2 separate regions of the Homo sapiens genome follow, and region 1 is linked to region 2. Evidence: read pairs that join two places in POLR2A ChIA-PET (ENCODE). Cell type or tissue: GM12878. All regions are shown on one strand. Links, peaks and the distances in the headings refer to the core of each region. The heading gives the core; the rest is flanking DNA. Region 1 overlaps TLK1 (tousled like kinase 1). Region 2 overlaps GORASP2 (golgi reassembly stacking protein 2).

What was found. ChIA-PET counts read pairs that join two places held together with the same protein. Peaks named below come from ENCODE experiments on the same cell type or tissue, not always from the same donor. Only the 100,000 strongest peaks of a DNase experiment are listed, where the experiment ranks them.
Region 1: POLR2A ChIA-PET joins it to region 2 with 5 read pairs; 3 of 35 experiments call an interaction of 5 or more read pairs at or near these places.

The regions. Positions count from the first base shown.
Region 1 is chr2:171,012,464-171,025,567 of GRCh38, forward strand. TLK1 (tousled like kinase 1) reads right to left here. Exons shown (of 21, transcript NM_012290.5): 13 at 2,388-2,485. Among named protein-coding and RNA genes, the nearest start is that of GORASP2, 90 kb to the left of the region's middle. In GM12878, for the core only: no CTCF peak of the experiment used is centred there; a DNase peak (open chromatin) is centred at 6,268; H3K27ac peaks cover 716 bases.
Region 2 is chr2:170,938,508-170,942,507 of GRCh38, forward strand. The region is part of intron 1 of GORASP2 (golgi reassembly stacking protein 2); the gene reads left to right. Among named protein-coding and RNA genes, the nearest start is that of GORASP2, 11 kb to the left of the region's middle. In GM12878, for the core only: no CTCF peak of the experiment used is centred there; no DNase peak of the experiment used is centred there.

The DNA of each region.
Region 1 (13,104 bases), core at 4,195-8,194, 78 kb after region 2:
ACACTGTATTTTTATTTATTTATTTATTTTTTTATTTTTTGGAGACAGAGTCTCGCTCTGGCTGGAGTGCAGTGGCACGATCTTGGCTCACTGCAGCCTCTGCCTACTGGGTTAAAGCAATTCTTCTGCCTCAGTCTCCCAATTAGCTAAGACTATAGGCATGTGCCACCACGCCCAGCTAATTTTTGTATTTTTAATAAAGACGGGGTTTCACCATATTGGCCAGGCTGGTCTCAAACTCCTGGCCTTGTGATCCGCCTGCCTCGGCCTCCCAAAGTACTGCGATTTCAGGTGTGAGCCACAACGCCTGGCCAAAATACATTGTATTTTATTATTTTTTTCAAGATCAATTGACTCTAGATTTAGTAATTTAAGCTTTTTCTTGAGAAACTTGTAGATATAAGAAATTTCTGCTTAGTTTCAAGCCACACTGTAAAGCTGTAACAGTTGATTTTATTTTCATCAATGTAAGTCAGATCCACAAAATTTGAAATGTAATTTTCGGAACAGTTAGTCTTAAATTAGTTTTGTACCATATGCTCTATTAGATTTTTTTTTTTTGGAGACAGAGTCTCACTTTTTTTTAAGACAGTCTTGCTCTGTTGCCCAGGCTGGAGTGCAGTGGCGCAACCTCCGCCTCCCGGGTTCAAGTGATTCTCCTGCCTCAGCCTCCCAAGTAGCTGGGATTACAGGCGCCCACCACAACGCTGGGCTAGTGTTTTTATTTTTAGTAGAGATGGGGTTTCACCATGTTGGCCAGGTTGGTCTCGAACTCCTAACCTCAAGAGATCCGCCCACCTCAGCCTCCCAAAGTGCTGGGATTACAGGCATGAGCTACCACACCTGGCCCCTCACTTTTTTTTTTTTTTTTTTTTTTTTTTGGAGACAAAGTCTCACTTTGTCAATCAGGCTGGACTGCGATCTAGGCTCACTGCAGGCTCAGGCGATCCTCCCTCCTCAGTTCCCCAAGTAGCTGCGACTACAGGTGCATGCCACCATTCCCTGCTAAGTTTTGTATTTTTTGTAGAGACAGGGTTTTTCCACCTTGCTGAGGCTCGTTTTTGACTCCTGGGCTCAATCAATTTGCTTGCACTGGCCTCCCAAAGTGCAAGGATTACAGGCATAAGCCAGCACACCTGGCTTTCATTAGAATTTTAATCTGACATAATTTAGGTTATTCCATAACTATTTCTTTCTCTTCACACAATGGAATGATCTGTGTATTTATGAATTATACATACATAGACATCACAAGAAGACCTTTCTAAGCAAGATTTTCATATTTCACACAGAAATTGGCCACTTCCTATTCTGATACTTATATTAACTCATGAAGCTTTAAACTACATGACCAGTCAAAGATGAAGTGTAAACAGAAACCTTTCCTCTCTTGTACATCAACTAAATCCAAGTAGTACCTTGCTTAATTTCTACTTCTATGTCTTGCTCAATTTCTATCTTTTTCATGAAGCTCCCACAAGCCCACAGATATTTTCTTTTCTTTCAATTGCTTCAACATATACTATCTATGGCACTCATTCTGACAACTGATTAAGAACACAGACTGTAAGCTGTACTTTTCCATTTCTCTCCCAATTCTTGCATAATGTGGGATACATGGCTTACTGAAATACTTTTGGTTGAAATAATTTCTCCTTCACTACTATAACATTAACTTTGGTATTCAAATATTTATTAAGTGCCTGCCATATGTCAGGCACTGGTCTAGGCTTTACGGATACAGCAAGAACAAAACCAAGTCCTTGCACTCATGAAGCTTACATTCTAGAGGGAGGAGACAAATAATAACTAAAAAATAAATTTATAATTCCAGATAGTGATCAACATCCAGAAAATATAAAGCAAGGTAACGATATTAAAAGAGGAAATGAAGAAGCAGAGACTTTTTTTTTTTTTAAAGAAATGGGGGTCTCACTATGTTGACAAGGCTGGTTTTGAACTCCTGGCCAAAGCAATCCTCCTACCTGAGCCTCTTGAGTAGCTGGAACTATAGGTGAGCACCACTGGGCCTGGCTAGGGACTACTATTTTAAATAGGATGATCTAAGAATGGCCTTTCTAAAGAACATTTGGAGTGAGATAAGTAATTAAGCCAATTAGGTGTTTAGAGGAGGAACATCCAGGCAGAGGAAATGGTAAGCACAAAAGCCCACTGAGAAGGGAATGCTCTTGACATGTTTAAGAGAAGTGAGGACAGTAAGGTGGCCAGGGACCAAATCATAAAAGGCCTTCCAAGCCATGGGAAGGACTTTGGATCTTTTCTAAGTACGATGAGACAACCCAAGAAGGAAATATTGTGTTTATGCTCTATGGGGGGCGGGGGTAGTTTTAATAATATGAAACTGTGAAATGCAAATAATGACTTACTGTGAATTATCTTCATTGTTTATTCTTTTCAGCTCACGTATGTGAAGATTTCTGACTCTTTCCAAACGTTCAAGTTCTGCCTGGATTTCTGCCTCTTCCTGAAAATGAAGAGAGGGGACTATAACAAGCTCAATTTATTTGCGATATAAAAAAGATATTTTTACCCATGCATCAATGTTTTACAGTGATGGGAAGAATAGTATATTATAAAGTACCACCGAGTTAAAAGACCAAAGTGCTCTTTTCAATGCCGAAAAGATGGAAAGAGATAAGGCAAAAACCTATTTGAAGAAACCATCCTCCACATGAAAATCTATACCTAATGAGATGCTGGGTTTTATTCTGTACTACAAGAAATCTATTTTTATAATGTATATACTGAAAGGTAGTTGAAAACTGACATAACATAAAATGAGCCATTTCTAGTCCATGCAAATTTTAATTTAAGAAGGAATAATTTACTAGTAGAAAACAAATAAAATGAAAATATTTTATAATAGTTAAAAGAGGAAGAAAGAAAAAAGCAGAATGATTCTTCCTACGCCTTACAGCATTTGGAGTACAAACACACACACACACACACACACACACACACACACACACACACACACAAACTGACCACTCACTTGCAATCCTAAAGATACATTACAACAAAAAATTTATAGATTGCTGTAGTAGACTCTAAGGTATCAGAGCAGATGTAAATAAATCTTAAAGAAATTTAATAATCAATATAAATATTTTGATAAATACATTTTTGTCTTAAAATATACAACTTTTAGACTAGCCACCAAAACAAGTACACATATCACTCATGTCATTCATGTCATTCATTCATACACACACACATATACACACACACACACACACACACACACACACCCACCCCTTTTTTGTCAATACAAATTTGAATACTACTTAAAAAATGGATAAGACTAGGGCTGGGTGCAGTGGCTCACACCTGTAATCCCAGCACTTTGGACTTTGGGAGGCTGTGGCGGGCGGATCACCTGAGGTCGGGAGTTCGAGACCAGCCTGACCAACATGGAGAAACCCCGTCTCTACTAAAAATACAAAATTAGCCAGGCGTGGTGGCGCATGCCTGTAATCCCAGCTACTTGGGAGGCTGAGGCAGGAGAATTGCCTGAACCTGGGAAGTGGAAGTTGCAGCAAGCTGAGATCGTGCCACTGCACTTCAGCCTGGGCAACAAGAGGGAAACTCCATCCCCACTCTCCAGCCCACCGCCACCCGCCGTCAATAAAAAAAAAGGATAAGCCTGTGCCAGGTTTCAGTGAAAGTTTCTAGCCCAATTTCTTTTTTCACTCTGTCACTCAGGCTGGAGCGCAGTGGCATGATCACAGTTCACTGCAGCCTCGACCCCGCAAGCTCAAGCAATCCTCCTGCCTCAGCCTTCCCAGTAACTAGGACTACAGGCATGCGCCACCACACCTGGCTATTTTTTTGTAGAGATGGGGTCTCACTGTGTTGCCCAGGCTAGTCCTGAACTCCCGAGCTCAACGGATCCTCCTGCTTCAGCCTCTCAAAGTGTTGGGATTATAGGTGTGAGCCACCATGCCCGGCTTAGAATATTTTTAGTACGTAATTTTGAAGTAAAGAAATACAGATCACCTTGGCCTAATGTGTACCCACTAGAATTATAAATCTAGACCACGTGGAACAGAAGTTTTTTCTGAATAATGCATTTAAATATTTCATCAGCTCCTTTGCTTCTTTTTAGTAATTTATCTTTTGATATAAAAAATTATTTACCTCAAAATATAACTCTGAAATTTACTTTGAAAATATAAATATTATCATTTCATTCAAAGACAGAAAACAGAGGTATAAAGCTTATCACACCGGTACCTAAGACAGAAATTCAGAGGAATATTTTAAGCATTATGAGAAAAAACAAATTATATCTCTAAAGATTATGTTGTTTGTACTTCACATTACTCCTAAGGTTATTATTTTAAAATGAAATTCAACCACGACTTGTTGCAGAGATATTTAATGCAGATTTGATATTACATGGCAAATAGAAAATTTCAAAATAAATTCAAATGAAGATAAATCTTTCTACAAGTATTGGGAGATTTTCTACAATAGGTACACTACATAGATTCTCTTAATTTAACTGAAATTTCCTCATTAACAGCTTCGGTCACATATATTTTTAATTTTAATTTTAAAAAGTAAAGTGATATCCTAGGAGATTCAATAATCAAAGTTTCATAAAAACAGGAAGTAAATTTTAAAGCTTTGAGACAAAAAACTCAAAACATAGCTTAGTTATCATAGTTAGCCATGTAAAACAGATAAGAAACTTGCCTACAGGTTTACCCAGGAGTATGAAAGAATTTAAATTAATTTACACTAGAAATGTAGAATCTAGATTCAATTCTAATCTAGACTAGAATCTAGAAAGCAATGACTCTTTCCCTTCATGTTACTAATGTTTGCTGCTTAAAAACTTAATTTGACTGTCACATGTGTAGGAAGCTACTCAACATTTGGTGGGCTGGTGCAAGTTTAAATAATCTGATAAAATTGTGAAAAGCCTATTAGAATAAATACTTGTTTTAACTTTTATTTGAAATTGTGGCATGGGGAGACTATTTCAACAGTGAATTTATAAAAGCTAATTTTTACTGAGTCATAAATAAGTAAGATTCAAATAGGTTGTTGATGAACATAATTACATTTGTTTTATAATCTTCAGATGTCTATACAATGGTAGTAATCAATATTACAAAATAAATACTTGTTAAAGAAAGTAAAATATGTATCAGCAAATTAAAGCAAGCTTTTTTTATTTTGCCTCTAAAAACATGACAAATATGTCCCATAAAAATCTTACAAAATCAAAGCACAAGCAAGTTTCATTCCATTTGAATTGTTAAGTTTACTGGAAGAACAACAAAATGTCAGTAGCACTAGAGAAAAAAAGATGGATTCTGGGTATTTAGAAGGAAATGTCAAGGGAAGAAACTATGTCTTAAATAGATAGATATAAACCCACCATACTCAGTGAAATATATTTGTCTTTCATCTTGTAAGTTAGTATTTCACAGTATCTTGGACTTCAAGCAAACTGACACACTTCTGGGGGAAAGGTAACTCTGCTACGCTAAAAATTCCACTAAGAAAAAGTACATATATTGTGATGGGCTGAATGTCTGTGTTCCCTCAAAATTCATATATTGAAGCCCTTATTCCCTAATATGGCTGCATTTGAAGATGAGGCCTTTGGGAGGTACTTAGGGTTGGATTAGGTTATGGAGCCTTCATGATGGGATTAGTGGCCTTATGAGAAGAAAGGTTCCCCCACCCCTCCCTCCAAGGAGCACAGAGAAAAGGCCATGTTAGGATAAAGTGAGAGGGTGGCTATCTGCAAGCCAGCAAGAGAGCCCTTACCCAAAACTAAACTCTGCCTGATCTTGTCATGGACTTCTAGAATACATTTCTGTTGTTTAGGTGCCCAGTCTGATATTTTGTTATGGCCAACACACATACTTGTAGATAAATGCTAGGGCAATACTGTCTAGCACCTTGTCCTCAGAGAATGGGGCAAGGCCCAGTTTTGGTTTGGCCCAGGGTACAATAGTTTGAACAACTTATCTTTGCTACAGATCATTTCCAAAGATCTATCCAGTAGGCTACATTCTCCTTGCCTGAGACTGACATTAACCTGTGGGCCATCCTCAGAAATAATCTTTTTCCAAGGGTTCAGGAGAAGACAGGATTAACTAGGCTCACAATTGATCTGAATTCACCACAGAATAGAATCCTCAAACTCATAGCAAAACTAGGCCAGACGAGTAGACTGAAAGGAGACAATCCAATCAGCTAAGTTGTGCTTAGTAAGAACACCAAGTTTCAGTCCTGAATTCATACACTAGCTGAGCAGTTAATGAAAGCAGAGAAAATCTAAAAGAAACAAAGAGACAAACAGCATCTCCAGAAATGAACTGGTCTCTGTAGGCTATTACAATGAAGAAGAGACATAAGTAAGAACAGACTGTATTAAAGAGAGAGGTAAGTTTGGCAATTAAATACACAATAAAAGGACATGGCTCTTTTCTGTTCAAACAAAAACTACAATGGAAAATTTAACAATACACACTATAGCTATTTTAACAGTATTTTAAAATAAAATCTAATACTCACATAAAAAGCCAAGTCAGACAGGTATACAACAGATCTCAACACTGTCTCATTGTTTAAGTAACTTGCAAAAAACACCACCTTCTAACAGTTAAAATTAAAAAAAAAAAATGTGTATGGATAACTCCCACAGCAACTTCACTAAAAGACTTTGTCCCTCACCAGATCTTCAGCATAGAAATGCTTTCTATTTGTAATCAAAGTCTCTTATGGCAACATAATATTCCTTTGGCTCAAGTCTATAAGCCAAATGTAGGCTGTAGCAATGTAGAATTTCTGTAAAATTCCAGGTTAAAAATGATAGGTGGTTCCCATGTGAAGGAGATGTTTTTTAAAAAGAAAAGAAAATGGTAGGTGAATCTGGAGTATTTTGGAGCATTTCTCATAATGGCATTTTTTTCAAAAGGCAATTATTAAAAGGTGAAATATGGTAGGCATTAAAACTATAAGGCTTAAAAAGTTATAAAATACATTTTTATATGTAAAACCAATACATTTCCTGAAAAAATTAAACTTGCTAGTTTAAAGTTATTTAGCAAATCCTGAATATATGTTACATATTCTCTCTATCAAAAAACTCAATTTCTAAGAACTGCCTCGCATAAAGCCAAGATAAAACAGGAAGTATTTTGATGTATTATTCTCAGCGTGCCTATAACCTATGGGAGTTGGTAGAAGAATATGGCTTGGAACAGTCTATTCACCGTAACAACACTACTTGATTAAGAAAACCGGTTCAGAATGAGGTTTTAACACCAGCCAGGTGAGGTGGCTCACACTTATAATCCCAGCACTTTGGGAAGCCAAGGCCGGTGGATCACCTGAGGTCAGGAGTTCGAGACCAGCCTGGCCAACATGGCAAAATCCTTTATCTACTAAAAATACAAAGATAAGCCAGACGTGGTGGTGCTCGCCTATAACCCCAGCTACTCGGGAGGATGAGGCACGAGAATCACTTGAACCCAGGAAACTGAGGTTGCAGCGAGCCAAGATCACACTACTGCACTCTAGCCAGCCTGGGTGACAGAGTAAGACTCCGTCTCAGAAAAAAAAAAAAAAAATTTAACACCAAATTCACTTTAGTAATGTGAATAATATCAATCCCTTAAAAGTTAACATCTCTAAGTCCTAAAAAAATTAAATTTTAATTTCACAAACGATTTATAATGCCATTCTGAAAGTTTACCACCAAGAAAGGGAAAGGTGAAATCAACAAAAGGCACTATTAAAATCTAATTAAGGGCCAGGTGCGGTGGCTCATGCCTATAATCCCAGCACTTCAGGAGGCTGAGGTGGGTGGATCATGAGGTCAGGAGTTTGAGACCAGCCTGGCCAACACAGTGAAACCCCGTCTCTACTAAAAATATATAAATTAGCCGGGCATGGTGGCAGGAGCCTGTAGTCCCAGCTACTTGAGAGGCTGAGGCAGGTGAATCGCTTGAACCCAGGAGTCGGAGGTTGCAGTGGGCCCAGATTGCACCACTGCACTCCAGCCTTGGTGACACAGCGAGACTGTCTAAAAAAAAAAAGAAAAAAAGAAAAAAAAAGCTAATTAAAAGGAAGGGCAGTGCAAAAAAACAATTAAGGAGAAAATTACTAATTTATTTCGAATTTATCCTTATTATGTCACCATATTATATGCTTTCCCATATTCTAAATATGAATGTGTGAGATATGAACCAACCAAAATAAAAGCCAGCCAACCAACCAACCAACCAACCAACCAAAATAACCACCTAGACAAAGCAGGTCTGACTTTTGAAACTATTGCACCATAATCATATTTTTGCTTGAGAATAATTGTGTAGATTGGGGAGAAGGGTAGGAGAAGGAGAAAAGATAAAAATCATTAAATATTGGGGGCTTTCTTTCCTAATTATATAAATGTTCCCTCCACCCCTATCCCCAATTACTAAAGTGGCTTATTACTGATGAGAGCATACTGTATCACCTCAGGTGTGTTCAACTAGCTTAGATAATTAACTTAGTACCTTTACTCAATGTTTTGCTCTCTACACACTTCATTTCCTGTTTTTCTGGGGGTGTGTGGAGGGGTAATGGTTTACTCTCCCTTCAAATGCATAAATACATGCATTAATACCCGTAACTTGGAATGACTGTTAAAACAGGCAGGTTTTAATTCTGTCAGTTCCTCTACTTTATTATAACAAAACAAAACAAAAACTACCTCCCCAGCATCAAATAAATGTTTAAGAATTCAACTGATTGGCAAAATTTAAATATCTGGCACACTTGTCTTAAAAATATTTACAGCTGCTGTATTATAGGAGTGAAATTAACGTTCAACACTAACCAAGGGGCTGACACCAAGCCTGATCACACACAGGTGCAATGCCTTCGTGTAGTGTACTGCAGTCCTTCTCCCAGTTTTCTTTCCTGCTTTCCCGCCCCGACTTTTTTTTTTTTTTTTTTTTTTTTTTTTTTTTTTTTTGGTAGAGACAAGATTTCCAACTCCTGGGCTGAAGCAATCCTCTGGCCTCTGCCTCCCAAAGTGCTGGGATTACAGGCATGAGTCACCATGCCTGGCCTCTGCTTCCTTTTAAACCTAGTCTTCTACATGCTCATTATGCATATGGCATGGATTTACAGTTATGATTGGGAAGGGCTGGTAGCCAAGCAACTGTTTTCTCTTTTTTGTGAAAGTTATCTCTGAACTGAATTTACAAATCTGAATTAGTTACAAACCCTGCTGATGGCTAACATGACTTCTAAGATTCTTCCCAAAATGTTTTAAATTCCATTGCCTGTATAACAACAGGATTAATATTAAACACTGTGGATCAGGCACGGTGGCTCACGCCTGTAATCCCAGCACTTTGGGAGGCTGAGGTGGGTGGATCACAAGGTCAGGAGTTCGACACCAGCCTGACCAACATGGTGAAACCCCGTTTCTACTAAAAAATATATATAAAAATTAGCCAGGCATGGTGGCACATGCCTGTAATCCCAGCTACTCAGGAGGCTGAGGCAGGAGAATCGATTGAACCTGGGAAGCGGAGGCTGCAGTGAGCCGGGATCATGCCACCACACTCCAGCCTGGGCGAAAAACACACACACACACACACACACACACACACACACACACACTGGGGAAGTAAAACACCTTTTACCTCTACATTTTCATTTTGGTAGCTGAACATTATCTACTACCAAGTTAAGGTTGTGTGATTATAAATATGGAAAAATAGAGCCAGGATAGTTTGCAGGTCCATATGTGAGTAAGAGATAAGAACGTAAACACTGAGTTTTCCCATCTACAGCTAGTTCCATGTTCTCTCACCACAGTCATCTTTTTGGGACAACTACTCATTTTTAAATGGAAAATAGTAGTAAGCACAAATTGTAAAGTTAGAATTCCAGCACTCTTCTTGGCACCTTTCTTGCACATACACACACACACACCTCCCTCCAAGAAATCAGGAATCTTTTAACATTCTTCATGGGCTTAATCACGACTTTTTCCAGTATAGTATACTTTTCCCAGAATTCCACTGAAAACTACTGCCTACACAAGCAGCATCTTGTGTCAGGTTCTACAGAAACATCATGTACAATGTAGTTGGCTTTAATTGAGAGAATTCCTAGAAGATTTCTTCCAGTCATGGCTATAAATATAAAGATGAACAACAGGTTTAAAGATTAAGCCCTCTAGCATTATAATGCTCATTATTTTCATATTTTCATTCAAACCTAAAGTGACAAAAAATGTCACATATGCAAACTTATTCTTTGTGGTCATACTAAGGGTTTGATAAGTCAGATGACAATGGTGTTCTAGAAAAAAAGACCAAAGGGGACATCAAACTTCAAGAATATTTGGGGGTCAATTCACCTAAAGCCAACGCCCTGCATTCTCCACTGTTCAAAAGGCTTGTAGACAATCCATTGTCTTCCATTTCAACTAGTTGCATGGTCCACTGTGAAGGAGTGAGAAAAGAGCTGTGTACTTGTTCTTGACCTGTAAAGATTTCATCATGGAAGATTAATACTGATGCTGCTGCTGCCTGTTACTGGTTGTTTCTCTTTGCAGGTGCCAATATCGGTCAGAGAACAGGATTTCAGTGGCAGAGTTGTTGCTATACTGTTATCTCTTCAGAACGGAGGCACAAGGAGAGATGAATGCCACATCGCAAGGAGCAAAGGAGAGAGAGAGAAAGAAATGGTGTCAGGTGGCATGTTGGATGTGATTTTTGTTTTAGTAGAGATTGAGATGACTGTAAATTGTTTAGCTGATTCCTTCGGTCTGCAAAGATACATTTGTGTTGGTGCTGATGGTTCTTGACTAATCCTGTTTCAATTACAAATTGGTTATGTTTTTCAAATAAAACTTCTGGCACTTATATTCAGGGCTCATAAGTCAAATGCACTCACACATACACACACACACACACACACACACCAAAACACACACATTAAAGCCAATCCCTACTACACTATTTAATACTCCATACTGAGATGTCACACTTTCTAAACACATTCTCTCCAACTAATCAAATATTTAAAATCAAGAAGACAAAAAAATCTGAAGACAAGAAAATAAAGAGTAACATACCCACATGCTGTTCATATCACAAATTTGAGTAACAGCAGTCTCAAGACATAGTTACTGGACCTAATAACTTTCAAAATTCTCATTTACTCATCAGTTTGGGGTATTATGACTAATAACTTGTATCTTTTTAAAAATATAGACATTTCAAGGAAGTTGATTTTGCAGGGATTGTATTTTTAGTTTTATGTGTTAATTTAGTGACAATCCTTGAAAGCAAATCCACACCATCTTCTTCAACTCCAGAATAAAGATCTGACTATATAATCAACCTAGCAGAGCTTCTGAATCACAAAGATAAATTGTTTTCCCATAATTAGAACTTATCAGAGACAGGTATCAAAACCTGATCAACTATAAGAGCAAACTGGTTTTTGGTTGGTTTCCTTGAACCCACGATTCCACATGGGCACAGGTAGATAAAATAGGATCATTTAGAAGCTTTGCCTCAAATTAACAACTTTTTAAAGATAGGAAATTAATCTCTTTACAACTACAAGCTTTTATTAAGTAATAACTGGGGAAGTTTGTATATAATTAATGATAACCAAAAAAGTTACTTGTTCCTTTTGAAATAGTTTCAGGAATAATTTGTATAGTCTCCATACATTTTACTATATAGTTCTATTCTAAGAATTCCTTAAGATATATTTTAAAATTATTTGAGTTTTTATTTAAAAATGTGCTTTTTAAAAAGGTCTTTGTTGACCTTTAAAAATAAATCGAGTGAAAATCAATATATTAGTTAATAATAAAGAAATATTGTAGTTGATTCAACAGTCACTAACATAATGCCCAAGGAAGAAAGTATGTGAAAGAGAATGAAAAAGAATGTGTATGAAAAATAATTAACTTAAAACTGTTCTCCTTTATCTGTAATGAAAATGAAATAGCACGTTCATCCCGCCACACACCAAAAGAAAACTTAAGGAAAAGCAAACAGTCCAGTACTTAATAGAGATGCAAGGAAAGCCACAAGTGAATTAATTTTTCTGAATACAAAGAATCAACTTACTATTAATCTACAACAAAATAATTCTAGGAATTAACTACATGGGTACAGTCATTGAAATAGGAGTGGGAATGGTTCAAGTTTTGGCTTTGTCACTTACTGGTGGTATTACTCCAGAGGAAGTATATATAGATCTGGGCTTTCAAAAAGGTGTAATTAATGTTCACTCAAAAATGGTGAAAGCTTCAAAGTCTATAAAAAGTAATATGTAATTCCGTTAAAATGGGAATTTGAATTATGCCTGTGTCAGGCAGAGTATGGCAATAAGTCACTTAATAAATGGGTGAGCAACGACTGCTTAAACTTGGGAACAACTATAACAATAAATATTAGATAAAAGAATTCTTGATACAGTTGAGAGGAAAAAAAGTGACGCTCTGCTGTGATTTTCCTAATCTCAGAAGAGAAAACTAATAAGTCCATAAGTAAGTTTACATTTACTTTTTGGTAGTAACTAGAAACACCTATTTATTTTAGCCATGTATTTACTTTTGGAGGTTTCTGCCTGACTCTCATTCCTTACTCTATCACACATTGGATAATAGAGTAAGGCTATCTTTGGATTTATTATTTTTCTAACCCTGAAGAACAGCATAAAATATGAACTAAACTTCATGATTTATTCAAAGGTAAATATACTTTTTCATATTTTAGTTTAGCTTTTCAATTATAGTGATTATCATTATGAAACACAAAGCATGTCATAAATTATCCACTTCAAGAAAAAGTAAACAGGTCTTTCTATTCTCCTATGTCCATATGCCATGGGCTTCCTCAATGAACTTTGGTCCTTCAGTGCTAAGAAAGTTAGTCTAATAATTAGTTCTGCTTAATGTTAAGAATTTATTGAAGGGAGAAAGGGCAAGAGAGTCACCCATGCTAATGCAAGAGTATGCCAGGCTCCAAATCTAAACCGTAAACTGACTGGTTATATTTCCTGTGCAGGATACAAGGGGCGTCAAATATT
Region 2 (4,000 bases), core at 1-4,000:
CCAGTATCCTTTTCATTGCATTGCTACAGTGTTACTACACACATTAATTAAAATGGCTGAAAGAGTCTATGCAATTAAAATGATCTTGCTGTATTTGATTTTCTTCATTGTAGAATCTATAGATAGCTTAGCAACAGTTAGACTTATTTCATGGTGGGTCATTCAGGCTTACAGATTACATAGTTAGCCTCCTCATTTTTGCAGCTAAAGAAAAGAAGCACAGGCCTGTAATCCCAGTACTTTGGGAGGCCGAGGCGGTGATCACCTGAGGTCAGGAGTTTGAGACTAGCCTGGCCAACATGGTGAAACCTTGTCTCTGCTAAAAAATACAGAAACTTAGCCAGGCATGGCAGTGGGCGCCTGTAATCCCAGCTACTTGGGAGGCTGAGGCAGGAGAATTACTTAAACCCAGGAGGCGGAGGTTGCTGTGAGCTGAGATTGCATCACTGTACTCCAACCTGGGAACAAGAGGGAAACTCCATCTCAAAAAAAAGAAAAAAAGCACAGAGAAGTTAATCTGATTTGCCCAAGGTCACAGAGCAAGTTTTCTTTCCCTAAGAAACAAATCCCTAAGTTATTTGAAGAATATAAAATGAGTTCAGAAGTTGTCAGAGTTTTTGCTTCTTTTAGAGCAAACTTCAATTTCTTTCGATGTTGTTTTTCTAATGTACAGATCTTTTCTGGAAAACTATTATGCAATAATGGGTTTTTATTTCCTTTTAGTTGCCATTACAATTTTATTTTAAATTGCTTGAATGTTAAAAATTATGTCAGGGTTAGTGTCAGGAGAACATGTACTTTGCTTTGTTTTGGAAGAACATGTGAAGACAATGTTTTAGCAGGTGAGGCTTGAACTCTTCTAGTCTACTGCAAAATTATTTACCACACATTTGTGTCAAGACCCAAATAAGGAAACTTACCCATTTGCAGACATAGAATATAGTAGTCTCTCCTTATCCACAGTTTGACTTTCTGTGGCTTCAGTTACCTTTGGTCAACTGAGGTCCAAAAATATCAGATGGAAAATTCCAGAAATAAACAGTTCATAAGTGGTAGATTGTTCTGTTTTATATTATTAGTTATTGTTGTTAATCTCTTACTATGCCTAGCATATAAATTAAGCTTTATGATAAGTGTTTGCATATGGGAAAAAATATAGTACAGTATATGTAGGGTTTGGTACTCTGCAATTTCAAGCATCCATGGGAGGTCTTGGAACATATCCCCTGCAGATAACAGGGACTACTATAGCTCCCTCACCCTCCTCACTAAAAAAAATGCTTATTATAACCACGGAGGATTTAGGATTTCTTTTTATTATATCACATTCCCAGATCTTTTCCCATCATTTTGATCACCTACGCACACATATAGTGCATGAGGATTTATGTTTATAGTTGAGGTGGGTCATCATTTAGGTATTGCTTGGATTGAATTTATTTTCTAGTCTTGTTTAACATCTCCACTGTTTTTAAAAGCAGTACAAGAGGGAGAGTGTTAGAAGAGATGATAGTGTAGATAGTCATTCAATGGGGCTTTTCTGCATTTTATGTGTGGAAAAGGAATATATGGTGTAGTAATAAAAAGGAGACAGTTATACATTCTAGTAAGCCAATTTTATGGTATAATTTTCATTGTCAGAAAACTTAAGGAAGATAATTTACATATCAGCCAGAAACATGGATAAGTGTGTCTTTGTGTATCACCTAGTGCAGCATGTAGTCTGGTGATATCCTGTGTGCTGCAAGTTGCCTTGTGGTTTACTTTCTTTGTTACTTTAAGGTAGAAGGTCTGTATACCTCAGCTGAAGGTATGTAAGTCAGTAGACCAGTGCAGTTGGGAGAATGCCCCCTGACACCCAACTCCACCCAAACACTTCTTCCCTCTTACTCTGCCATTCCTCCCTCCCCCAAGTGAAGAATTAAAGAGAGAAAGAGGTAATGTGAAATGACCCAAACCTAGCATAAGTAGTAGTAGTTGAACATTCTTAATCCTGGAAGAAGAGATGAATGCTTCACTGGAAAGCAATAGTTAGGTCTGTGTGTTAAAAGAAAAGAAAAGTTTAGGCTAAATCTGGTAAAACTTTTAATGATACGGGATCAGAAGTGGAGGGAAAAGTCAAGAAGTGAATTGCTTTTTTTTTTTTTTACCAGGAACTTAATGGAGCAGAAGTATTAACGGTATCTTGTAGGACAGCTTTTCCTAACTTTATTTTTATTGTAGCTCAAGCCAAAAAATGTATTTTCCATTGCAACCAGTACATACTACATTTCATGAAGAATATAGGCCTTTATTATATCATGCATTTTTGACAGATTTTCTATTGTGATATTGTGTTTTGATACTTGTCTTTTGTGACACACTAAATTGATTTCAGAACCTACTGAAATCATCCACTGTAGTTGAATGACACCACTTTAGGGATTATTTCTATAAAGTTGGTGATTAAAAAATCCAGCTTCTAATCATTGATGCAAATTTCTTTTTATGTAATAGAGATGCCCCTTTACTGTGCAGTTTCATCATAAGCTTCTCATTTTTGCTCGTTGAGGGGTAAAAACTGTCTAGCAAATATCATCTTGTTTATTGCAGCCGTTTTTTCTAGAATGTTAGGAGAGAAGCATTTCTTTCACGCTGCTGTAGTTTTTATTTTGTAAGCTAACCTCAGATGTATAGTTTGAACCTTACAACTGCCAGTTAATGTGTTCATAATTTCTTCTACCTATCCATGTTTTGGTAATATATCTTTTTATAATTATTATTTTGTAAGCATAATTGCTCTTTAGTATTTTCAGCTGCTTTATTATGTTTCTTAATTGTCAAAGTAAATCGTGTGGCCCTAAGAAGAATTGGAAAAAAAGGCATTGGAAAAAGTGTAACCTCAGTATACTTGTTTTGATACAGGGAGCATCTTTTAAGGCTTTATATTAAAAGAGTGCACACAAGTGTATAGCTTGGTGAATTTTCACAAGCAACACACTTAATGTAACCAGCCTCTTATCCCTTTCCAGTGACATCCTGCACAACTCCCACCTCCACAGGATGAATATCCTGATTTCTAACAGCATAGATGAGTTTGGCCTGTTCTTGTACTTTGTATAAGGGGAACCATGTGCTAGGTACTCATTTGTATCTGGCTTCTTTTGCTCGGATATTGCTTGTGAGATTTATTCATGTATATTATTGTAGACCTTTCATGTCATTAATGTATTTGGTGCCATTGAGAGAATATGCCAATATTTATTAACCTGTTGATGGGGATTTTTGTAGTTTTCAGTTTGGGGCTTTTATAAATAGTGCTACTATCAACATTATAGTGTATTGCTTTTAGAGAACATGTGTATACCCATTTCTGTTGGGTATATACCCAAGGTTGGAATATACGGTCAAAAGGTGTGCATATTTTCAATATTAATAGATATTGCCAAGTCATTTACTAGTTTGCATTCTAACCAGCAGTAATTGAGGTTTCTAAATGTCCTACGTCCTCACTAACACTTAATATTTTTCGTCTTTTTAATTTCATTCATTCTGATAGATGTGTAGTAGTGTTGCATTGTGGTTTTAATTTGCATTTCCTTGATGACCATTGAAGTTGAGCACATTTTCATATTTATAGATCACTTCAGTATCCTGTTTTGTTTAGTGTCTGCTAAAATCTTTTCTCCATTTCTCTATTGGGTTGTCTTTTTTTCTGTTTTAAGCAACTTTATTGTGATAAAAGTTACATACCAGAAAGTTCAGACTTCTAAAGTATACAGTTTGGTGGGTTTTTAGTATATTCATAGAGTTCTGCAACCATCACCACTGCCTAATTCCAGAATCTGTGTATTACTCCAGAAAGAAACCCATATGTATTAGTAGCCATTCCCCCATTCTTCCACCCACAACCCCTCATAACAACTAATCTGCTTTCTGTCTCTATGGATTTGTCTATTGCGGACATTTCATATTAATTGAATCAAACAATATGTGGTCTTCTGTGACTAGCTTCTTTCAC